Linked DNA regions of Homo sapiens: all the other regions are linked to region 3. The links are chromatin contacts, found by Hi-C or POLR2A ChIA-PET in ENCODE. All regions are on one chromosome and are shown on one strand. The core of a region is the stretch at or near the end of the contact, and the rest is flanking DNA. Distances in the headings are between cores, read along the strand shown. Region 1 overlaps LINC00578 (long intergenic non-protein coding RNA 578). Region 2 overlaps LINC02015 (long intergenic non-protein coding RNA 2015). Region 3 has its middle 66 kb from the start of LINC00501. Region 4 overlaps LINC00578 (long intergenic non-protein coding RNA 578). Region 5 has its middle 62 kb from the start of LINC02015. Region 6 has its middle 86 kb from the start of TBL1XR1-AS1.

The links. A loop is a pair of places that touch in the nucleus more often than their neighbours do. ChIA-PET counts read pairs that join two places held with the same protein, here RNA polymerase II (POLR2A). Pooled maps may share reads with other maps.
Region 1: a loop to region 3 is called in a map of CD8-positive, alpha-beta T cell, with 2.0 times the contacts of the local background. The contact joins two enhancer-like sites. A Hi-C loop is called at or near these places in 3 of 168 maps with a recorded cell type or tissue (CD4-positive, alpha-beta memory T cell, CD8-positive, alpha-beta T cell and naive thymus-derived CD4-positive, alpha-beta T cell), 6 of 37 single-sample maps with no recorded cell type and 7 of 50 pooled maps. POLR2A ChIA-PET finds 5 or more read pairs at or near these places in 6 of 52 experiments (CD4-positive, alpha-beta T cell, CD4-positive, alpha-beta memory T cell, CD8-positive, alpha-beta T cell and 3 more).
Region 2: a map of sigmoid colon shows a loop between it and region 3 (5-fold over the local background). The contact joins two enhancer-like sites. A Hi-C loop is called at or near these places in 5 of 168 maps with a recorded cell type or tissue (HepG2, ascending aorta, esophagus muscularis mucosa and 2 more), 1 of 37 single-sample maps with no recorded cell type and 9 of 50 pooled maps. POLR2A ChIA-PET finds 5 or more read pairs at or near these places in 4 of 52 experiments (CD4-positive, alpha-beta T cell, HepG2, OCI-LY7 and 1 more).
Region 4: a map of psoas muscle shows a loop between it and region 3 (2.3-fold over the local background). The contact joins two enhancer-like sites. A Hi-C loop is called at or near these places in 9 of 168 maps with a recorded cell type or tissue (Right ventricle myocardium inferior, Right ventricle myocardium superior, cardiac septum and 5 more) and 11 of 50 pooled maps. POLR2A ChIA-PET finds 5 or more read pairs at or near these places in 1 of 52 experiments (WTC11).
Region 5: a loop to region 3 is called in a pooled map, with 2.3 times the contacts of the local background. The contact joins two enhancer-like sites. A Hi-C loop is called at or near these places in 1 of 168 maps with a recorded cell type or tissue (esophagus muscularis mucosa) and 5 of 50 pooled maps. POLR2A ChIA-PET finds 5 or more read pairs at or near these places in 3 of 52 experiments (B cell, CD4-positive, alpha-beta T cell and PC-9).
Region 6: a loop to region 3 is called in a map of gastrocnemius medialis, with 4 times the contacts of the local background. The contact joins two enhancer-like sites. A Hi-C loop is called at or near these places in 3 of 168 maps with a recorded cell type or tissue (PC-9, cardiac septum and gastrocnemius medialis) and 10 of 50 pooled maps.

What each region holds. Positions count from the first base shown.
Region 1 is chr3:177,645,984-177,649,924 of GRCh38, reverse strand. All of the region lies in intron 3 of LINC00578 (long intergenic non-protein coding RNA 578), which reads right to left. Among named protein-coding and RNA genes, the nearest start is that of LINC02015, 170 kb to the left of the region's middle. Within about 2 kb of position 1,889, at least 4 of the 41 ENCODE cell types and tissues checked have a DNase peak (open chromatin) inside an H3K27ac peak, as active enhancers do; they include CD4-positive, alpha-beta T cell and CD8-positive, alpha-beta T cell, where a contact is called at or near this core.
Region 2 is chr3:177,829,308-177,832,892 of GRCh38, reverse strand. The region is part of intron 1 of LINC02015 (long intergenic non-protein coding RNA 2015); the gene reads right to left. Among named protein-coding and RNA genes, the nearest start is that of LINC02015, 14 kb to the right of the region's middle. Within about 2 kb of position 2,237, at least 5 of the 41 ENCODE cell types and tissues checked have a DNase peak (open chromatin) inside an H3K27ac peak, as active enhancers do.
Region 3 is chr3:177,357,965-177,361,958 of GRCh38, reverse strand. No RefSeq gene overlaps it. Among named protein-coding and RNA genes, the nearest start is that of LINC00501, 66 kb to the right of the region's middle. RefSeq lists enhancers at 294-493, 1,784-2,078, 1,589-2,430, 3,104-3,398, 3,285-3,524 and 1 more. Within about 2 kb of position 1,383, at least 38 of the 41 ENCODE cell types and tissues checked have a DNase peak (open chromatin) inside an H3K27ac peak, as active enhancers do; they include CD4-positive, alpha-beta T cell, CD8-positive, alpha-beta T cell, gastrocnemius medialis and 2 more, where a contact is called at or near this core.
Region 4 is chr3:177,727,536-177,731,518 of GRCh38, reverse strand. All of the region lies in intron 3 of LINC00578 (long intergenic non-protein coding RNA 578), which reads right to left. Among named protein-coding and RNA genes, the nearest start is that of LINC02015, 87 kb to the left of the region's middle. Within about 2 kb of position 1,343, at least 9 of the 41 ENCODE cell types and tissues checked have a DNase peak (open chromatin) inside an H3K27ac peak, as active enhancers do; they include heart right ventricle and psoas muscle, where a contact is called at or near this core.
Region 5 is chr3:177,753,320-177,757,158 of GRCh38, reverse strand. No RefSeq gene overlaps it. Among named protein-coding and RNA genes, the nearest start is that of LINC02015, 62 kb to the left of the region's middle. Within about 2 kb of position 2,563, at least 10 of the 41 ENCODE cell types and tissues checked have a DNase peak (open chromatin) inside an H3K27ac peak, as active enhancers do.
Region 6 is chr3:176,949,058-176,952,965 of GRCh38, reverse strand. No RefSeq gene overlaps it. Among named protein-coding and RNA genes, the nearest start is that of TBL1XR1-AS1, 86 kb to the left of the region's middle. Within about 2 kb of position 1,650, at least 6 of the 41 ENCODE cell types and tissues checked have a DNase peak (open chromatin) inside an H3K27ac peak, as active enhancers do; they include gastrocnemius medialis, where a contact is called at or near this core.

The DNA of each region.
Region 1 (3,941 bases), core at 640-3,139, 290 kb before region 3:
TGACTTTGCTGTAAATAAAAATGGCAGATTGCAAAATATCTTTGCTTATGTAATCAAAACATAATAAAGAATAACATATTTAAATATGTCAAGTAGAGAGAATATTTTTAAATGAAGCTGAATTTCCATTTTTTCCCAATCTGGCAACGACCAGTGGCTTCTCTCCTATGATTTCCTGACTGAAAAATTTATTAGATAGAATGTGTTCCTGTAAGGAATACTAAAAAATCTGACATGGGCTTGTGAGGATAGTATAGCTAATGATTCACTACCACACTGCTTTCAAAAATCAAGAAGTACAAAGATAAGGTAAGACAGAGTAGGACAGAATTTAAAATAATTTCCCCAAAAATTCTCCTTATTCCTCTGATATAGAATGAAGTCAATAATGTCACAGAACTGATTTGAAACTAACCAGGCATCTATTTCAGCTTCATGGTTATTAATGGTTTTAAGAGTAGAAAATAAATGCGAAAATCAATGATAGAAACATTTTGGGGAAACAAATTCCTGGTTTGGAATTGTTTCCTCCTTCTGTGTCTACCTCCGTGGAGTGACTTTAGGTGGTATGACCTGGCTGGGGTGTGCAGGCCTCTATGCAGAACACTCACTTGGGGAAGCTGGCCCTTGGCCCAAGGAAAGCTGTTCAAAGATCCTGACTGAGGCTCCAATTGATCAATAGATGAACACTGCTGATGCTGAGGACTGGATAACCCAGGACACTTCTGCTCAAGGACCTATAGATTAACCAAGACTTCATGTCTTATTGCAGAGGGGATAAGAGGGGAAGGCAGATGCAATGTTCTGGCTATCAGACACTAGAAACTGCTCAGCCCCTAATAAACACAACTCAATACTCTCTGTGCCATCTTGGGTTTCAAAATATGAGTCTCTTGGAATATAGAAGCTATTTTCCCTTTTTCCCCTCTCCTTTTCCTAATCCAGAATAGCATCACCTCCTCAATTGTCTTGAATATAATTTTTTCCCAAAACTAAACCTGGCTGTCATTCATACCGTCTTCAGTCATTCATACCGTCTTCAATCATTCATACAATAAATATTTCCAGAGCACCCACCGTGTGACTGGGCTTGCAAGACAGGATGCTGAAAAGACAGGTGTGGTTCTTGTGTTCCTTAGGGACAGAGGAAAGGATGAGTGCCCTGAAGTGCAGTGAACAATGACCCACAGCCCGCTTCTCAATACACGATGGCTTATTGAAGAATGTGTCACACAATGAAAGACACTGGTAAACACTGAACCTCACAAAGTGAGGTTCTAGGGAGAGGCAAGAATTATATCAGAACCACAGAAGGAGATTTTCCAAGCTCCACAAGCCCAACAATAGTTTTCACCCCTCCCACCTAACGGCCTCCCACTCCCACTCCAATTCCAATGTTAACCTTACCACCTCCTCTCCTGCCCAATATAATGGAAACATTTGTATTTTTCCTTCTTAGCCATTTTTTTTTCTCTGCAGTCTATAGAGGGGTACATGAGGCTGATGGTGGGGAAAATAGAGTACACTTTGGGCTTTGCATTTCCACAACTGATTCATGACATTAGCAGAGGCAGGCACTTGAGAACAAGAAAAAACAAAACTATTGGAGATTCTGAAGATTTGGCTTTGAATTACAAAAGATAAATTCTGGAAAATTCAGAACAAAGCATTCATGGAGTGGGAAACATTTCAGAGGAAACTAGCTGTGCAAAGAGCAGCTTTCCTACCACTTGGAGAAGAAATAATAATTGTAAGAGCTTGCATGCTGTGAGGACCTGAGAAGTGGCTTGGCACACTGACAATGCCATCTCTCATAGGACCTTGGTAGCATCCACACCAGAAGTCACAGGTGAGAACTGGGGATTTCAGAGAAAAAGAGCCCATTTCCTGGCTTTCCACAATGCGGTTCAGATACTGCGCAGCTCACAGCAAAGCCCTGAGTTTGACACGATGCCAAGCTGTAGGTCAAAGGGCCGAAGGAGGAATATAGGTGCAGTTCCCAAAGCTGTGATTTCTGCAGGGTGGTAAGTGGAAAAGAGCCAAGAGTACCTAAGAAGGCACACAATCCCAATGCGCATACAAAAAAAGTCACAGAAGTGGTTGAGAAAAGGGGTTACCACTCACAGTTCCAGGTCAGAGGATACAGGGTGCATAAACCTTCCATGGAGGGAAGACCAAAGACCAAATGGAAGGAGACCCCCCCCACACACCCTCTGTGAGAACCACAGAGATCAGAGACAAACAGGAAAATCAGATTTTCTTTCCTTATGCCACACCAACCTGCCAGGAACTCCGGGGAAGCAGAAGAAGCAAAGAAAATTCTGATTAGACTGAATTTTAGACCAAATTTAGATTTTAGTTTCGATTTAAACTAGAAGTGAATGTTGTCAAAGTGATAACATTAAGTTTTCCATTAAAAGCAGAAATAGGAACTAGAGAGCGTTAAATTCATTTATAGAGATAGAAAGTTTCAGCTTTGCACATTCAAGCCTGTGGACTATTATTATTTATAAAACTCATACCTTTTTTATTGGCACAGAAGAACAGATACTCCCCAAGCAAATTTATTGACAGAGAATTGCAGGAGACCAAATTCTAAGAGACACACCATAAATCCAAATTATCTTCTTTCTCAACACTTCTTTGAAAAGATCATGGTAAACTTTAATACAAAGATAGTAATGGGTGACCAATTCAAACATTTCATAAACCACACTGATTAATTAGTTCAGTTGAAGTGTATTGGAGGGTTTTTCTCATTGTAAATTTTTGTTACAAATAAATAATCCTTAGCAATTAATGTTATAAGCTAAGTAATAGTTTCCAAGCTAAACAATGCAGATGTCTTCAACCAACCTTCCACCACAGAGCTTCCTGTCCCTCTCCAGGCTGTGTGTGTCTCTCCAACACTGCAGTCGGCCAGCATGCTGAGATACAATACCGGAAATCCACATGCAGGCTCCCATCAAGTTGGGCAAGCCAGACAAGAAAGACACTTAAAACCCTCTTTGATATAAATAATAGCTTTTATTAACTCGGCCAAGGAACCTAACCTTTTTTGCAAGTCATGTTGCCCTGGGCACTCAAGTGGAACTTACTCCCAACTAGACTCACCAACTATTTGATCCAAATCTTCTTCCCCACTCCTACCCCAACCTATCATTGTGCTGTTTCATTATGATTATCCACTTAAAATTTGTCTGGTTAGATATAACTCATTATTTCAATTTGTCAAGAGCACTTTGTCAGCTAATCTTCATCTAAATATTCACTTCTCCCAACTTGAGTCCATTTGAAAATTTCATCAGCATGCCATTAATATCCACCTCTGAAACACTGTTGAAAATAGTGACATGTGGTCGGTTAAGACAGAGACCACTCTCAAGTATGCAGTTGACCTCATACTCATGCCTCCTTTGGGTTCTGTTTTCAACCAGTTATGAATTTCACTCACAGTACTGGGAAGTACCAACCTGCATCCCTTCTTACTGTTCTCAAAAAGACACCATGAGTGACTTTGTCAGATTCCAGCCAAAGTTGCAATGTGCTATACTTCTGTCATTCCTTAAATCTCCTGATCTACCAACTCTATGCTATTCTTTCATATATAGTTTTAGCTCAAGGATAAAAGGCATTGACTATTACTCTAAGAAGAAAACAAGGACTGTTGGGTGGAATTCCCAGGCTCTTCTTCAGACCAGCCTTGGGAACTATGAACTGTCCAGAGAGAAGACACAGCCTATACACCGAGGTTAACCAGAAAATAACACTTTTGGAAAACTAGAATAAATCCATATGTTAACAGGAAAAGTGCAATGGGAGAGAGTGAAGAAATCTGAGAGTAGAGAGAGATAAGAGGGGCCAGACCTTGTAAGTCATGTTAGGGAATATGGACTTTATCCTGAGGACAATGGGGAATCATTGACTGATATTAAAACAAG
Region 2 (3,585 bases), core at 988-3,487, 470 kb before region 3:
AATCTTAGTTTAAATGAATGAAAAAATACTGTACGTTGTGTGAATGGAGTTCAGGGATATTCACTCTATTATAAACATATACATATACCTTAAATGAGAAAAAAATATTTCAATGTGCACATTAATAATAAATGTATATTAGCATGTAAATAGCTGAACGGCCTTAAGTGTGCATTCTGGAATTTTATACTGTGCAAAAAATATTTGCTAGAACAACCAAAGTTCTGATAAGGTAATTTAATTTTTCAACTATATTTTATTATTTATACTCAGGAATAATTTTATATTGATCTTCCCTTAGTTATTTAGAGGCCTGTTGTTTCTTTAAGGACTCATTTGTTGATCCCTGAAGGCTAAAATGTACATCTCCATTCACTATTCGGGCCACAGTTAAATAAATGTCCGAATTCTTAGGGGCAGGGGAGAGGCTACTCAAAACTTTATTCATATAGGTGTGCATTGACTTTTTTAAATTACCAAATCTAAATATCTCTTTCCCACTGCCTTTTAACACTATTTACAAGTGCTTTTGTGGCTAAATTTCTTAAATACCTTCGTCACTCTTCTTAACTGTCCATTTGGAAAGCATCTTCTCCAGCAGCACCAGATATTAGCTAGGCCCTGACCTCCTCCACCTCTCCTGGAAAACAACGTGGCTTCCAGAGTTCAGTAGGGCAAGAGAGGAGATGTTGCTGAGGTTCCTTCCTCCCAACTTCTTACCCTTACACGATCACGATCAGGATCACAGAGAGGATCCCAGAGCACAGGGCTGAGGGTAAGAGTGTGATGGGCCTTGTTTCTGACTGGTCTGCACTTCTCATGCCACCTGTGCCTCTGACTCTAGCAATGCCCCTTTCCTACTGTCATTCCCTACCCTTCTCTGCAGCTATAAGAACTGGTCTCCTTCTAGGGAGGAGAAAGAATGAAGGAAACTGTGGCTTTTTTGGATAAAGGTACAAACTCATTCTGGTGCAGTCTTCTGCATGCCTCCCTTAGCTTTCTTTTTGTAGCACATCTCTCTCACACACACACACACACATGCACACACACAAGCACACACACACAAACAACATACAACCTGAGAACAGAATAGATGTGGCAAATCCATCGGCAGCGCAGGTATCCCAATTACTAAGTCTCTCTTTAACAGAGGATCCAAGGGGTGTAGTGCATGAACAGGTAACTAGCTGGGGACAGAAAATAGAGCCCATCCACACAACCATAGAATCTGAAGGAGGAAGGGAGGTGGACACAGGGAAAATAGCTGGACTTAAAGTCAGGTCATTAGATCGCTCTGTTGTGTGAGTCACTTTCCCTCTGGGCCCTCAACTGTCCCTCTCTGCAAAGCAATAGGATAAGGCTGGATGGCATTTAGGTCTTCTACGAGTTCTAATATGCTCATTCTATGGCTGTAACATAATCTGGGTCACGGCTGCTTCCTGTTTGCCCTCTCATTCAGCCTGGCTGGTCCTGGACCTCGATGCTCCTACTCCCTTTACTGTCCATCCACCCAGCCTAGAACACACACACTGTTAAGATCAAAAGAAGGAGCCTGAAATGGAGACAAGATTACTCTATTTGTCTTAAGCAAATCCTATAACCTCTGTGGGCCTTCATTGCCTTTTCAGTCAAATGATGGCCATCTGAAGGATATTCAGATGGGGTAGTGAGTAAAGGGATCTCTACAAGCCCTTCCAGCTGTTCCAATGTAACTTCCCTAAAGAAGGTTACTTTTATTTGTGTACTTCTTTCAGCAGCTCTCTCCCATACTCAAAAACCTTTGGTGACTCCCCATTTTCATAAATGCCAAACCCAAAAGCCACTGCCTGTCCTTCAGAGCACCTTTTAATCTAGCTGCAGTTTTCTTGCCCAAACTCGTTTCACTCTATACTTATTGCCCGCCATCCCTCACCTCAAACTCACTAGTCCAGCCAGGTTTTTCCACAAACACATGTAACCTCAATCCCAGTTTTTTCCCCACTCCCATGCTGCTTCTTTATTCATGAGCCTGACACATGGTAGGCCCTCAATACAGGTTTGTGGCTTGACTGTTAAAGCATTCTCTCTCCCACATCCAAACCTCATCCCAGTTTCCAAGGAACAGATTAGGCCTTACCCCATCTGTGAGGCTTGCCCTGGTTGCTGTGAATTACATGATCATGCTCTCTAATCTACAGAATTTATGACGTGACACACAATTTAGGACTGACAGTCATGACCTCTTAATCACTGTTGAAAGTGTGGGGAGGGAAATTTACTACCCCTTATGAGTAAACATTCTGAAGACGAGTAACAAGGCTTCTATTTCTTTATAATTACCACATCACCTAATCCCACACTGAATCCTTGAGAGGTACTCAGGAAATATTAGACCGAAAGGCTGGGAGGTGCTCCAAGAACATTTCCTAACCAGGATGAATATCATTCCTATTGTACAATCTCCACTTGGCAAAATGCACATCTTTCAAGAGGAAATTCAAACGCCAGTTCAATGTGGCCTTTTCTCTATCCTGCTAGGCAGAGCTTGCCTTTTCCCTTCTTACAAATGTCTATCTGTACTTCTCTCATTGCTATAACTATTCGTTTATATATCTGTCTCTCCACCTAAACAATAAATTATTTTCCTTGAGGAAAATTTTAAAAAATTTACTTTTGTTATAATTCCATGCTCAGTACCATTCCCATAATATAATAAATGTTTAATAATGTTGAACGAATGTATAGAAAATATGCACATGCCCTCTAGGAAAACAGTGCATTTGTGCTTTATTTTCTCTCTCTCTGAACTTGGTGAAATCAATTTTTGACAAATTGAGATGAAGAACTAATATGAGGCTTGGCATCCACTTTGCAAGTTTATGATCTAAGTTGCATACAGAGTTAAAGGACAGAATTATCCATGGGATTATAATATTTATGACAAGTCTTCTCCACTATGACCTTTAGTAGTCCTGGGTGGCTATGCATGGATACTGCACTGTCTGGCTTTTGAAATCCACATAAAAGAATCATTAAGTATTTAAAAGCCACCATTAAGAAATTAAAAGAGTTAATATGTTAGAAAGTATAAAGATTTTATTTGTTACAATATCTTCTGTGGGGTGGTCCACAGAATGCGGTAAGATATAAATGGGGAGCTACTTTTAACACCACACGTGTACCTCTCATCATCACTATCTACTTTGAACTTTGTTTGTTTGTTTGTTTGTTTGTTTTGAGATGGAGTCTCGCTCAATGTTGCCCAGGCTGGAATGAGGTGGCGTGATCTCGGCTCACTGCAACCTCCACCTCCCACATTGAACCAATTCTCCTGCCTCAGCCTCCCAAGTAGCTGGGATTACAGGCGTATGCCACCTTGCCCAGCTAATTTTTGTATGTTTAGAAGTGACAGAGTTTCACCATGTTGGCCAGGCTGGTCTCAAACTCCCGATCTCAAGTGATCCGCCCACCTTGGCCTCCCAAAGTGTTAGGATTACAGGCACAAGCCACCGCACCCAGCCTCTATTAATTTTTTTAAAGATAGTGTCTCTCTCTGTCACCCAGGCTGGAGTAACAGATCATATAGGTCACTGAAGCCTCAAACTC
Region 3 (3,994 bases), core at 134-2,633:
TCCTTGCTAGGCAAAGAACCTTGTCAGCCTCTAGTTAGGGGTGCTGAACTTTGGCAACTGGTAGCCTGCCTCCTACTTATCAGGTTCTATCCAAGCTGATCCTCCAGACTTTGTCCTCCCCTGCTTAGGCAGAAACTCTAGGGTAGGAAGTCCGTTGCCCGCTGCCGAAGCTCAGCACCCAAAGCAAGGTGGCCCACGTCCTTCCCTAGCACGGATCCCTATAGTAGGCAGTTGTGTCTGGGAGAGGCTAAGGCAAAGACGAGAGGGTCAGCTGGGCTAAAAACCGGAAGTGCTTAGAGACTGAAGAGTTTCTTCATCTTGAGAACCAAAAAGACAGACTGTCAGGTCTGCATGCTCCTCTCTGAGCTGAGGGAAACCCCCTAGGTAAATAGCTCCCAGTTGGAGGCGAGTGCCCCGACCCTTCCCCACTTCAGCAGCTTCAGCCTCCAGACTCAACACATGCTGGGCCATCTTGGAGGTCTGGTGTTCCAGGCCTCCCCAGCTGCCTGCACCTCCGAAAGGGGAAATGGGGGTGGGGTGGGAGGGCCAGGCCTGGGGAAGTGATTTTAGAAGTGCAAGTCTGGTGGGAGAGTTTTTCCGTCAGACCATCTGGAGGGAAGTAGTCATAATCTACTACAAGTTCTCCCGAAATGATCAAGTACACATAGGGAAATTGTTACATTGTTGAAAAACATGTCTGCTTCGCTTCCTCCTGGGGAGCTCTAAAGACTTTTATCAGAGATGGACTCCCTGCTTGAGGTACAGAGAGATTAAGATGAGGCCAAAGAACAGCTCTCTCCCCTTGTAATTCTCCAGGTAGCCAGTTTTCAGCTGGCTGCCATTTTTTGCAATTTAAGATGCTAAGAGAATTTAAATGAGATCAGCCCTGTGTGTGTAAAGAAGGAAACAGTCTGTATGGCCAAACAGAAAAGGTACCATGTTGTATGAGTTACTGCCTTTCACGTTAACTGGTGTGTGTGTGTGTGTGTGTGTGTGTGTGTAGAACAAAAGTACAGTTGTCTATACAATTAGTTATTTAAGCTATTTCAAGTACCATTACAGCAAGGGGGAAGGGAGGGAACATCTAAACTACATAAAATTATTTTTAAAAATTCGTTCTAGAAAAAAGGAAATGCCAGAGTAGTAAGATAAGGAGTCTTAATTAGCAACAAATTCATCTATTTCCTTCCTCCAAAACCGAGACAGTCTTCTAAGGCAATTTGCTTGGAGAGCAGTTTTGCGCCATAAATCTGGGACATGTTTTTCATGTGTGTTTGCCCTGTGTGAGGCTTAAGAAAAACACAGCAACCAAACCATCCAGTTCAGCCCTGGAGGGAAAGACCTAGAAGACCTAATCACCCGTGATGGCGATTACATAACAGAGAATCGCGCGCGCGCGCGCGCACACACACACACACACACACACACACACACACACACTCCAAGAGTCTCAAAAAAAAAAAAAAGAAAATCAGCCTTTGGCTTCCTGTCACAGAAGATATCTCCTTTTTTTTTTTTTCCTTTGTGAGGATCACTAAGAATGCTTCTTAAAGACCAAGTGGATGTCTTTGGTAGAAATAGAGGTCACTTAAGGATGATTTATAAGTGCACCCGAAGGCAAAATGAAGCATGTATCGATATCTAAAGTGCATCTGCATTTAGTGAAGCAAAAGCTCATAGTCTGTTTCTAATTTGTGCCTTGCAGATGCCCTCCCCACTAGGGAAAGGCCTGGCTCTGAGCAGCCGCCCCTCCCCGAGGCCGCCAAGCTCCCAGTTCAGGCCCTTTCTTGGGCAGCCGGAGTGCTCCTCTCTTAGATAATGCCAGGTACTCTGGAAAGTAGCCGTGTAATAATACACAAACCCCTGATGATGTCAGCGTGTTATTGACTTTCCAAGTCTGAATGACTGAGCAGAGGAGCGGGGGTGGGGCGCAATCCATCCGGCAGCGCGGAGACCGGCCAAGCGAAAATGGGCTCGCCAGCCTGGCGGGGGAGGGGCGGCTCGCAACAGCGGCGGCTGCTTCGAGCTCCGGCTCTGCCGCCGCGGCGTCGGGGTCGCTGCCGCCCAGCCCAGGCGGGGCTCGGGTTCCCGCTCCTCTGATGTTTACGTTTGGTCAAAAACTCCTCAGACAGAAATAACTAATGCCTCCCCCCGGAAGCTTTTACCACGTGGCAGAGTGGGGTCACAAAGGGGGGAGCAGTGGCACGAAGGGGATGGGGAGGAAGACCTCCCTGTTCCCTCCCCCACCCTGCAGGGGCCTTCCTCTTAGGCTGCAGAGCCGAGGGTCGCTCTCCGTGGTGGAGTTCCCTCTGCAGAAGACCCCTGGAAAATTGCACTTCAGCAGTGGTGACATTTTATAGGCCATGATTTGCTGCATTTATGGCTCTGGCAGTGCAGGTGCGGAGTCGTAGGCTCCCGTTCTCACCCTGCAAATTGCTCACAGTGCAATCTGTCATCTTCAAGGCTAGGTGTGAACCGGGCAGGGTTGCCCTTAAAACGGAATTGCAGTTAAAGGCCGGGATCTGGAAGGAAGCGCTCTACCCCGGGGCGTGGCCTTTCCCACCGGCTCTGGACCTTTCCTTCAAGCCCCGCCATGCGCGCCCACCGACTTGGCTGTCGCAGCCTGGGGGCACTGGGCGCCCTGGGCTCTGCCTGCCTGCAGAGCTCTCATTCTTTCCGTTCCAGGCCTGTGGAATCCTCCAGTGAACAAGGCCTCATGCTGGCCTCTGCCCCACCCCACTGCGAGGAGCCGCTCCTCCTCCGAGGCCTATGGTTTTTCTCCCCGCGGAGTGGGCTTGGTGGGAGCACCGCGTGGCGCAAACAGCACGGGGGGACTTTGGAATCGCCTGGACTTGAGCCCTGCCCCACCACGTGTTCGCTGTGTGAATGTGGACAGGGTGGTTACCCTCTCTACAGCCCGCGTCTTAAAATGGGAGTAGTAACAACCCCCTCAACAGTTGTTCTGAGGATTAAGTGAAATTCAGATTTCATAGGAGACCTTTTTCAATAGTCAAGTCTCTCGCCTTTATGAGTCAAGTTCCACTGGGGCCAGAGGCCCTGTGGTTGTTTCTGAAAACAAGGTCAGCAGAAGTGCTAGACCCATTGTTTCCTCAACTCAGCCCTTCCCCCTACACTCCTGGCAAAGTGGAGCCCGCAGCCTCTTCCGACCCACTTCCACCTTCACCCACACCCACAGGCTTACAGGGCAGAGCTGTTTTGTTGACGGGGCGGGGGTGGGGGTGGGGACGTGGAAACTGTACCTCTGACCTAAGCTGGACCATTCACGGCCCTTCTCAAATTTCCCTCCCCCACCTTGCCACAGGGGATTGGTCCCAGCGGGAAGAGCTGACATATTTGAATCCAATCAAAAGCCTTCTTGGGAAATTTTGAAACTGGAAGTGAAAAAGTCAGTTTCTCCCCAGGGCTAAAACTGCAAGATATTATAACATACATGACCATGTTTCCCATGGTCAGGAGAGGAGAGGCAAGGCCAATCTGAAGGCAGAAACAGAGATAAAGATCGAGCAGAAAACAAAGATAGAGCCTCAGCCACAGCCAGACAGGCTGGGAGAGAGCGCTGAGGCCAACAGGAGTCTAATGTTATTGGCAGCATCGGTTCCTGTGTCCCTGGTACAGCCCTGCCTGCCCCCGATTCCTTGCGACAGCCCATTATTTTTTGCCACAAATTCTTATTGTTTAACCTAGTTTGTGTTTTTGTTGCTTCTAATCCAAAAATCCCATGGCATTTACTAGTTTAACTTACACAGTATGTCAGTTGAGTTCAAGAGCTCCCCAGCCCCATTATAACCCCCCGAGAAGTCTTCTATCCTCCGCAGCATATGTCAGTGCCCCATAACAAGGTGCTCAATAAATGCTCTTCAGATTGCACTGAGCAAGTTGTGAGTGGACGGGAAGTGCCCTGGTGGCTGTTGAAACTGGAGGCTTCAACTGGTTAATTTAAAGGGGAAGCATCGCCAATTGCCACAGACTTCTA
Region 4 (3,983 bases), core at 94-2,593, 370 kb before region 3:
CTCCGTGGAAGAGAGCTATAGCTTCAACATTATACAGATCTATGAAATGACAAATAAAACAGTTAAAGCTACAGAGAGACAGTTGATGGAGTCCTGGAGTTGAGGCAGAAATGTTTTGCATTTTCAAGACTGAGAGGAAACGAATGCAGAGCAGAAGCATGAGAATTCTGTGCAATCAAGACCTGTGTTCTGAATTAAGGATGCGCCCTGAGTTGGGCGTTAAAAGCAGATCAGAGGGTGCCAGAGAACCAATAGGATGAAAGAAGGAATGAACAGAAACAGATCAGCTATGGTCGCCTTTCTAAAGAAGCCAAATGGAATCTGTGAAATGCAAAGCTGAGCACAAGCAACCCTTCTCCAAGGCACCTCCACTCACCATCTGTGTGGCCTTGGTCAAGTTAAACTCTCAAAGCCTGTTCCTCATCTGAGCATAGGAGATAATATCTAACCTTTATACTTACAATATGTTTGGGTGAGCACACTGTGGACACCAAAAAGTGTGAACTGAGGGTTAGCAACGTCAATCCTTCCCAATGCAAACATTCCCTCTTACGTCAGTTCTGTGCGTGTGGTGAGCCGCCACCCATCCTCCTTCTTATAATAATAATAATAATAATAAAAGCTTCCATTTCTTTGAAGACAATTACTAAATCACCTGTCAGAACGTGGGTATCCTCAGGAAAAAAAATATAATAGGCGTTTTCACAAAACACAAATTGCTGTGTTATTTCTCCTCCCCGCCCCCAAAGATTCAATTAACAAGAGGGAAAATGTGGTCGTGTTTTTAACAAGTTCTTCACGCTGAATTGCTTAGAGATGTACATTAAGCCTTCTTTTAGTAATAGGAAAAAATTATCTCGTCATGACTCGACTCTCTTTCGTACCTCCAGCAGAGGATTGCAATCAATCAGCCGGACAGCAAGATTGATTTTCTAATTAAGCCAGCATTTGTATCAGCTTGCAGAGCCACAGAAGGCTTCCCTACTGTATCTTCCCAGCACGTTCCTATTTGTATTCATTTACCCTCACATTTCTAGCACTTTCAAAGTTGGGGAAAAAGGGTTAGATAGTCTCTTCCTCCATGCAAATATCCAATAGGATCTCTAGCTGCTTCAGGGAAGAATTACATCATTATTGACCAAAAGAGAGAAAACGTTGCCAGGAGTCCATTTGGACTCGATTTGGCTCCCACATGGATGAAATTTGCCACCATGACCCTGCTTCCCCACCCGCTCCCCAACCCCCAGGGCCCACCCGTGGTCGTGGTCGCAGCTGGGCCAGCCAACACAGATGGCTGAGGGAGGCAGGCTTTTAGCATTTCTAAATGCTCCACTTTAAGCATTGCTTGCCAAAAAGGTAGAGCAGGCTTTTGTGCAGGCCTCTGTGATGAGATGTGCTCATGATTTAATTTACTTAGGGGAAGAATATGAAACCCTGCACAGCTCAGCCGGATTCAGCGTCCTCAGGGACTCTGCCGGAGAAGAAAACTTGCTTTAGCAATTCTGGATCCAGTGTGCTGGTGCCTTGTTGCTCATGACCTTCCCTCAGTGGGAGACACTGGGGAATAAAACTGAAGTCAGTATAAGAAAAGCTTGCATCTTTTTTAGTTCATTCCTGGTACATTCATTACCTAATATTTTTTAATTAAAAGCTCAGTCTTTCATCAATTCAAAATGCTAATTTTGATTTAGAGAGCACTCTGACCTGAACTGGAATGAAGTTGACTTATGTTCAATCTTAAAAAAGAAAAACAAAAACAGAAAGCAGAAAAAAAAAGAAAGGAAAAATAAAGAGGGTGATTCAGGCAAACAAAGTGACTTTGAGTGGGAGGGGGTAGATGTGTGTGATGAGTTTATTCAAGAAGCCATTTGTTTCAAAGACCTTAAAAAAATAGTCTTTCAAGTAGCACCATTCGTATCCTATAGCCTTTGGTCTTTAGTGACATCATTCCAGTCATTCATGTTCCCCTGGGCTGCATAAACATGACATGCTCCAAATTGAACTCATGGTCTTTTCCTGAAACTGCATTCTTCTCATTCTCATTTCCCTATTTCTTTCTTTCTTTTTTTTTTTTTTTTTTTTTTTTTTTTTGAGACAGAGTCTCGCTCTGTTGCCCAGGCTAGAGTGCAGTGGTGCAATCTCGACTCACTGCAAGCTCCGCCTCCTGGGTTCACACCATTCTCTTGCCTCAGCCTCCCAAGTAGCTGGGACTACAGGTGCTTGCCACCATGCCCAGCTAATTTCTTTTTGCATTTTTAGTAGAGACAGGGTTTCACCGTGTTAGCCAGGATGGTCTCGATCTCCTGACCTCGTGATCCGCCCTCCTCGGCCTCCCAAAGTGCTGGATTACAGGCGTGAGCCAACGCGCCTGGCCTGATTTCCCTATTTCTTTATACGGCCCCACTGTGCTACTAACCATCAGGTTCAAACCTAGGCAACACTATTGACTCAGTTCTCTCTTGACACCCACATCTAATTGGTTGTCTTATTCTGTGAAAGTGATCTGTGGGAGACACCAGCATAACTTCTGGTCATTTTTACTTACATTATTGCAACAGCTTCTTAACTCTTTTTCCTGCATCAGTCTCTCCTTTTTCTTGTCCTCTATTTCATTGCCACAGTAATAGTCTAATTATTTACAAAGAGTATCTTGAATTTTGTTATGCCAAGCTCAAGGACTTTAGCAGTTCCCCCACTGAATCCTACTTAGAACAAACTCCTCATGTGGGCAGACCTTTTTATGTCACCCGTAGGTCAGTGGCTGGAGGTTGCTACTTTCCTCAGGGGTGACAAAAATTCTTTGCTTAACCAAACTTGAATCAGTTTCCCAAATCTTCTCCTAGGCCTGTCTGTGCACTTCCTTGTGAAATCAAATTTTAGGGGGAACCCTGCTAAGTCAGTTTAGCAGGGTTCTCCCACCCTTGATATCAGATAACCCTTTATATCTGATCATGTTCCTTATCCTCCACCATCCCCCAGGTGATGTCTGACCACCCTGGCCTGTCTCCAGCAAGAATCCTGTTCAGCTGTTCAGTTCATTTAACCAGAATCCCCCTTGCCCCTGATGGTTCCTCTCAGTAATTTTCCATCTATTGACCCCAGCCTGCTCCTTGACTATAAATTCTCACTTGCCCATGCCAAATTCAGAGCTGATCCCACTCTCTCTACTCCACTGTAAAATTGCATCATTGTGGGTTTTTGTTTTTTTGTTTTTTTTTTTGAGATGGAGTTTCGCTCTTGTTGCCCAGGCTGGAGTGCAATGGCCCGATCTTGGCTCACAGCAACCTCCGCCTCCCGCGTCCAAGTGATTCTCCTGTCTCAGCCCCCCAAGTAGCTTGGATTACAGGCATATGCCACCACGCCTGGCTAATTTTGTATTTTTAGTAGAGACGGGATTTCTCCATGTTGGTCAGGCTAGTCTCGAACTCCCGACCTCAGGTGATCCGCCCGCCTGGGCCACCCAAAGTGCTGGGATTACAGGCATGAGCCACCGTGCCCAGCCCACTGTGGTCTTTTTATCTATTTCAATGGTAAAAATAAAGCCTTTCTCACTGTGCTTTAACAAGTATCATTAAATAACTTCTTCTTTAATGGGGGCATTTGGAATCTGTCAGAGTTGTGTTTGCCTCAGTAACTAGAAATCACAACTGTCATTTACTGAGTGGGACATTTAGCAACCCAGGAACAAGACAGTCACAACAGCTGGTTGAGAAACACTGCTACTAATCAGGCCAAATCTAACTTTATCTTTCTTCCAAATATGTACCACCTTGGTTATGACCTGATTCATCTTCAAATCAGTCCCATGTGTCATCTCTTCCAAATAAACTTTACTGATCATCACCACCCTGTACCCTAACACACACACACACACACACACACACACACACACACACACACGAGAGAGAGAGAGAGAGAACTTTGATTTTTCTCCTTTCTGAATCCCACTTAGAAAACTTAATCACAGTCTGCCTTTTGCAAAT
Region 5 (3,839 bases), core at 1,314-3,813, 390 kb before region 3:
GGGAGGTGATTGGATCATGGGGGCGGATTTTCCTCTTGGTACTATGTTGCAATGGTGAGGGAGTTCTCATGAGATCTAGTTGTTTAAAAGTATATAGGCTCTCCCCTACCCTCTTGCTCCTGCTCTGGCCATGTAAGATGTGCTTGCTTCTCCTTCACCTTCTGCCATGATTATAAATTTCCTGAGGCCTCCCCAAAAGCAGAAGCCTCTATGCTTCCTGTACAGACTATAGAACTATGAGCCAATTAAACCTCTATCCTTTATAAATTATCCAGTCTCGGATATTTCTTTATAGCAGTGCAAGAATAGACTAATACAGTAAGTCACAGAGAATGAGGAAGGGGTCTGTGTGTGGAACTGTCAGGTAGAAGGAGGGGGTAGGTCAGAAACTCTTTGGAGATGGTCAATTGGTGTAGCAAAACTGGGCTGACTGATGGTGGAATAGAGACTGGTGTTAGGTCAGGGTAAAGTGATCGAGGACAGGACCAGATACCAGTGAGTAAAATAAGAGCTGTGAATGCTGAGGGGCTGCAGGGCTTTCCTTCCACACGAGACCTAGCTTGCCTTGCTGAACTGGTGGCAGACTTGTTAAAAAGGTGGAATAAAGGAAGACAATTATAAGAGTTAAAGAATATGATGCTTTTAATATTCCCTGCATAGTGCTTGAACTTAACAAGAGATCAACAGATGTTAATTCCCTTTAGCCATTTGTAGGGCATAGATTCATTTCACTGGGGGTAGTGAGATGGGGGGGGACCATTATGGAGGACCTAATTCATGAACACAATGGGCATGTGCTGGGTATTTCGGTCTTCCCTACATTGTTTCATTTGGGAATCTGCCTTGCCTCACTTAGTCTGGAGGACTCTAGAGGACCTCACAATCATGTGATCCTGCATTGACAACCACAGTAGAAGAAACATAATCTAAGCTGACCAGCATATCCTTTCTCAGTGGATACAGATTGGTCTAATAGCGGGCATGACCCAAGCAGGGCCACTCAGAGTACTTTTTCAGCAACTAATTGGATGCTGAGAGAGAAAGTATCTCTGCTTCTGAGAGAGGCCCCACCTGTTAGGGTCCAAATTAAAGTTTGAAAGCAAAGTCTCTAGATTTAGAGAAAGACAGATATCACTGGATTCTATTGTGCCTGAAGCCCTAGACTTTTCAGTTATATAAACAATTCATTCTCTTCTTTTGCTTAAATTAATTTAAATTAGGTATCTCTCCCTTATAACCAACAGATCTGACAACTCTGTAGGGATTATCCTTGGATATTAAACTTTGCCATAGCATATATAAGAAAATATATCATTTCCCCCTTTTCTAAATAGATTTTAATCTAAACTATTTTTAAAAATTCAATTACGCATTTCTAAGCTGTACCATTGAACCAGTTATTGGGATTTTTTAAGAGGCACCTTGGGAACACTCCATATGTTCACCGTATGATAATCCTTCTGTCCTGTGGGAAGATGAGGACACTGGCAAGAATACTCCAAGCCAGTGAGAATACCACCAGGCTGATGTGGGCACAGACCCTGTCTGTTCCCAGAGTCCCAGGTGCCCTGGCAATTGAGGGAGCATGCAGAGTTGAGATTCAATCTTACCACAGGGCAAGAAAGGCTCCAAGTAAGGGTCCAAATGACTTGTCTTTAAAAAGAAGAGCATAGAGGCCTATGTCTGGAGCCTGGGAATGGAGTCAGAAAACTGAGAAATTAAAAAGTCAGGGGACAGCAGATTCTGTAAGTAGAATAAGAGAGTAGGCGTGAGATAGAGCCGCATCACTGCTGGACCTGTATGCTCTCCAAAGTACAGTGTGGATTAAGGACTGTGGAACTAGAAGGCAAGAACAAGGGCAGACATCTATAGGCCATGCATTGTTAACTAGCCTATAATTGCAGTGTAAGCACACAGATAGAATACATTCATATAGAAAGTAGAGGTTCATCCATTTACCAATTTTTTAACACGTTTTTATTGTAATCAATCATATATTAAACATTTATCATGTGCAGAGTGTGGTGTTAGTAGATGGGATAGAGATAAACACAAGAAGTGGTCTTTGCCTTCCAGGAGCCACAGCCTAAGCAGGCTTGTCTAGATACGTGCACAGATAGCTAGCATGTGAAACAGTGTGTGACAATTAGATGTCACTCCCAAAATTGAAACACCAACGGCTACAAAATTTCTAAGGAGGCAGACATTATTCTTGGGTGATCAGAAGAGACTTCCTCGAAGTTGGGGGATAAAGTGGGTGAGTCACGGTGATGAAGGGAGCCGCATGGGTTTGGAAAGCAGACTGAGCTCTGCCACTTGTAGTTATGTGGCTTTGGCATGTATTTAGCTTGTCTGAATCTCATTTTCCTCCTTTGTAAATGAATAATTCTATTTCAAATATCCAAGGTTAGTGTCAAGATGAAATAAGATCACTTAGGCGTGGCTGAGAATAGGCCAGGAGAGGGGAAGGCACTGCCCAGTGCCCCTGATTCGGCTGAGGGAACACAGCAGGATCCCCACACTGCAAGAGGCCTAGGCCATGGCTCTGGACTCAAACAGCCTCAAAGTGGTTCCCAGACTGTCTCAGGAGAGCAAAATGACCTAGAGTGACACAAAGAGACCTTGTGAGTGGGAGTAAGGAACAACCCAGCAGCTAGTTGGGCAGGAGATAAACAATCCTTCCCATTTCACTTCTAAGTTCTGATAGGATTTACGTGATGCTGAGGACAAGATGCCAAAGCCTCCTCGTTCTCCAACAGCTTCATGCTTGGCACCAGCAATATCCCCAAAGAACTTAGATATTCCTCCAAGGAAAATGGGGACAGAAACCCTGAATTAGCTGAAAACACGTTACTGGCACCAGGCAGGGGCTCAAAAATAGGAACCAAGCTATTCTAGAATATGTGGAAGGTAATATTGCTTGGACACTGTAGTTTATGAATTATAATTTATACTAACTAATCCAACATATATTTGTTCTCTTTTTATTTCCCCTTTCCCCACCATTTCCAAGAATGGATGATTCTGAATAAAATCCATGAAAGCAGAGAACTATCCAGTACAGATAGCCTTTCACAGGTCTGCCTTTATGGCTGTGAAAATAATTCAAAGAACACATTTCTCCTAGTGGCAGGAAAGATGTTTTACTGCCACATAGAAAGGACATTACATTTTTTAAGAAATCATTTCTGTATACCTCCATCTATGGCTTCTCATACCAGAGAAGTTGACACAATTGTTAGTCATCTGTGACCAATTTTTGGAAGCTGTGAAAATGGAACCAAGTGTCCACTTATCCACAAGTGGAGTATGTGTACTCCAGGGAGGTGGAAATGTCTCTTTCACTGGTGACATTTAAGAAAATGACAGGGACAGCTATCACTCAGTGTGGGTTGGCTGCACAGCCGCCCAAAGGCAGCATCACTGTTGCTGAGAGCAGGGATGGGAGGGCTCCCAGAGCTCCAGGAAATAGGTCAGGGTTGACAGCAGCAGCTGGTTTGCTCTGCCTTCCCCACACCCATCTTCACCCTGACCCTCTTCTGGGCTCCCTGCCCTCACTCCTGTTTCCCCTCGGACTGCAACATCAGCTCCTCTTCTTCCCTTTGACTTCCTCCATTCCTCTCTCAAGTTGACAGGAACACAAATCTCAAATGCCTCTCCAAAAAGAAAAACTAAGAAAACTTTCCAGGCTGACAGGTGGTAGAAACATTAAAAGTCTTACTCTTGATTTTCCCAAATTTAATTTTGTTAACCGCAGATGCAGAGACTGTGTTAGACTGTGGGCAATTTGGAGTCTGCATTAGTTTCCTGAGCTTAATTTAATGAAGGCAGATAAATGC
Region 6 (3,908 bases), core at 401-2,900, 410 kb after region 3:
CACTGTACTCCAGCCTGGGCAATAGAGCGAGACTCCGTCTCAAAATAAATAAATAAATAAACAAAATAAAATTGCTTTTTGGGGTTTTCCAATATTTTCCTTTTCTTAAAAAATTAATCAAGATATTTAATAGATGATAGTGCAAACTATAATTTCATTTGAATACAAATGTGTGCACATGTTTCCAACAAGTTATCTAGCAGTTACTACAAACAGCCTCAAGGACCTTAGAATTATATTTAAAAACTCTATGGCTGCAATTTAATTCTAACAATCTTACTTGCTCTCAAGAGAATATTGTCAATTTCAAATAAGAATCACAAACTCCGAAAGACCAGTGGAGTGGGAATGAGGAGTGGGCAAGAGAGGTACATACAGGGTTGAAGAGAAATACAACTCTTTAGGAAACCAAAATCAGATGTATTATTACAGCTAAGGACAAGGGAAGGTCTATGACTTTTAAAAAATGGCTTTTCTTCCAGTACCATACAAGTCTGACAGAGAAACGTGGAACAAGTTGCCTGTCTTAAAAGGACAGAGATGACATTTTCAGACACCTTCAAGTGCAAACAAGTGGCTCTTTCCATTGAGGATTCAGCAGTGAAGTTATGATATCTAGCCCAGAAGCTAAATGTTGGATTTGCAAATACAGTTTATTTTATATAATTCAACATCATAAACAGCAGGCATCTGCTGCTCTGCTTACTGCCCCCTGCCCCGGCCAGTTTTCCCCTCCCCTGTGCAGACTCTGTAGAGGAAGCAGTGATGCAGCCCTATGGCTTTGAAGTGAGATGAGTTCTTCTAATTCCGCTATGAGCTCATTCTTGTCAAACTCTTCCAGACCCTGCAGGTCTTGAAATCGTTGTTAAAATCTCCTCTGCAAGTTCTTGCTGGTCAGCAACATCCTGCATTAACTCCTCGACTCGACCCGTGGCGTCCTGGGGGTCAGGCCGCCCTCGTAAGCCTTACTCCCTCCCACCCCAAACAGCTTCCTGGATACCTGAACACTGATTTGGTTGCTGTTCCAGTGTCTGCTTCCAGACCCCTCCAATATTTCTTAAAGTATATTTCATTTCTTTAAGGTTTTCAGGGACCCATTTTCTTCCCTTATTTTTGCTCCATATTTTTATGCCTGCATAATTCTTGTCCTACTGGCCAGATTGTAGCTTTTGGGAGTGAACAGTAAGAATGGAATGCCTTGAATTTGCATTGGGCGAGCTGGAGATTAAATTTATTTTCTTTCCTCTATAAGGCCCCAATTTGTGTGTGTGTGTATTTTAGTAAGAATGCAGTGCCAGCCTCACACCTTAATGTACTGTAAAATGTCTCATTTACCTGTCCTCTTTTTTTGGCTGTTTTTCCTTTTCCTTTTTTACACCTGTTTGCTCCACATGATTCCAAAGAGATGAGAAACAATTTATTTGAGCTTTTGTGTTGCTTATTGTCAGTCTGAAAAACAATTGCCAATAAACTGTATTGATTCATATCATTAAACATACATGGACTCACACATACACACGCAATCAAATTTTAGTGTGACCAAATTGCAAAATATGTCTTCAGCATGGTTGCCTTGTCAGTGACCAGCTGAGACTGCTGATACAGGGCCCAGCATACGTATGCTCCTTGGCTGTACTGACCAGCTGGCATGTGGCACCATGCTGGCACAGGGTCCTGTCAGTCAGCCCCACAGGCATGCCATTCACCCAGAATTAGAACCAAAGGGAAGATCTTTTTTTTGTACACTGTTAGCAGAAGTGACCTTTCCCAATGGCTTAGAATAATTTTGTAAGTGCGAAGGAGAGCCATTTATTAGCATAAGTTCTTCAACAGCCTTATTTAAGGCTAGAACCCGGTGATTTTTAATTGCAAATATTGGCTGTGAATTGCTGGAAGGTGTAATAATGTTATTCCTGTTTTGAAATTCCATTACACAGGACTGAGTCAAAGAGCGTCTGTGAGTCACCTGAATTTCTCTCCTGGGCAGCCACACATTTGATTTTGAATCATTGTGCTGCCTTGGATCCAAGGAGAGGCCCACTGTTGTTTTCACCTCTAGCCCTTGTCATCCTCTCTAGTTCTGTTTTAATGATGAGGGATGGTAAACTGGGCTGGGAATCAAGAGATGAATATTTGGACTACATTTCTACCGCAATGAGTTGCATGACCTGTGATTAGATAGGCTGGGATTTAATGGTAATTCACTGAAAAATTGCCATACCAGTTATCACCATGTCACCCAAAGATGTCCAGGATTTAGGATTTATCATTCATTTAATAGTCACAACAAACAAAACAAAATACACTCAAGGCCAAATCCACATCTGGTTGGGAATCCTAGTATCTCTGTGGTGGGGGTAGGGTTAAACTGTTCCTGGCACATTTTTCTTTGCTTTCCTAACCTTGATTTCCTGCTTCTGTTAAATTCTTATTCCCTGTTTGCATCTCACCTCCTGGCCATTTTTTTTCCTTTTCTATTTTTGTCATTAATTCCATATATGGAAGACAACTTTGTCTTTAATTTTCCACCAATTTCTTTTACCCAAGACAGTGTATCTTGCAGATTTTTACTGAAAGTCTGGCATAAAGTGTGTGTATGTGTGTGGGCGGGTGGGTGGTGGTGCTAGAAGTTGAATTGCATATTCCCCTAACCCCAAATTCATGTGTTTATGTTTTAATCTTCAGTACCCCAGAATGAGACCGCATTGAGAGATAAGGGTCTTTAAAGAGGTAATTAAAGTTAAATGAAATAATTGAGATGGGCCCTAATTCAATATGACATGTGTCCTTATAAGAAGGGGAGATTTGGACATGGACACACAGAGAAAAAGAACATGTGGAGACCCAGGAAAAAGCCATCTCCAAGCCAAGGAGAGAGGTCCCAGAAGAAACCCACCTTGCCAACACCTTGATCTTAGGCTTCTGGACTCCAGATTTGTGTTGTTTAAGCCACTCAGTCTGTGGTAATCTGTTATGGCAGCTCTAGCTGACTAATACAGCAGGGAGATCTCAGAATAGAACACTGCATGGGAAACAATTTAAAATGGAAGAGTAGCCATCTTTATTTTAAAGATCTCTGGGCTTCTCTCACCAATGAAAATTTCTCGTGGCCAGTTTTTCTTTTTAAGATCTGGTCTTTTTTTTTTTTTTTTTTCCATGTTGTCAATGTCTTTCTTTTCCTTATGCCTTATCTCTCCCCCATTTTACCTCTAAGGAGGAAGAACTCTGACATATGTCAAGGAGGAATGGGATTTTTTGGGAAACACATAGCTAGATGGGGGAAATTGAGGAGTTCAGACACATGCTTGGGGGTCAGACAGGACTGGCAGTTCACATCCTGGCTCTACTACCTCCCAGCTGTGGATTTGGGATCGATTACTGAACCTTTCCATTATTCTGCTCCTTATCCGTAAGTTGACGATTGTGTTGGCACTTACCTGACCGTAAAACAGTGCATGTAGAACACGTAGCAGAGTGCTGAGCTCAACAAATACAAACTGCTATCATTAAGTCACCATCCCACCAAGGGGTGCATTCATGGGTGGAGAAAAAGGATGATAAATTGATGAAGGTGCCCAACCAGCCCATGTGTAAATACGAAACATGATCACATTTCCTCGAATATACCAATGGGGAAGGCAGACCCTTCTCTTTGAGTGAATGCCGTCTCTTTCTCTTTCTTTTAAACGAGGTCTGCTGTCTTCACTTCTTGGTATGCCTCCTGTTCAGGTGCCATCAGGTTCTTTGAGGGCCTTGTAACACCAAGGTGAGCCAAGACAAAGGAGCCATTGAATGAATGTCTTAAGTTTGCCTACAGAACAGATCAAGATGTCCTTTTGTCTCACAGATGCTCCACCCAGCTTACAAGGTAGAAGAAGAGAAAGGAGTTTGGGGCAGATATTTTAGTT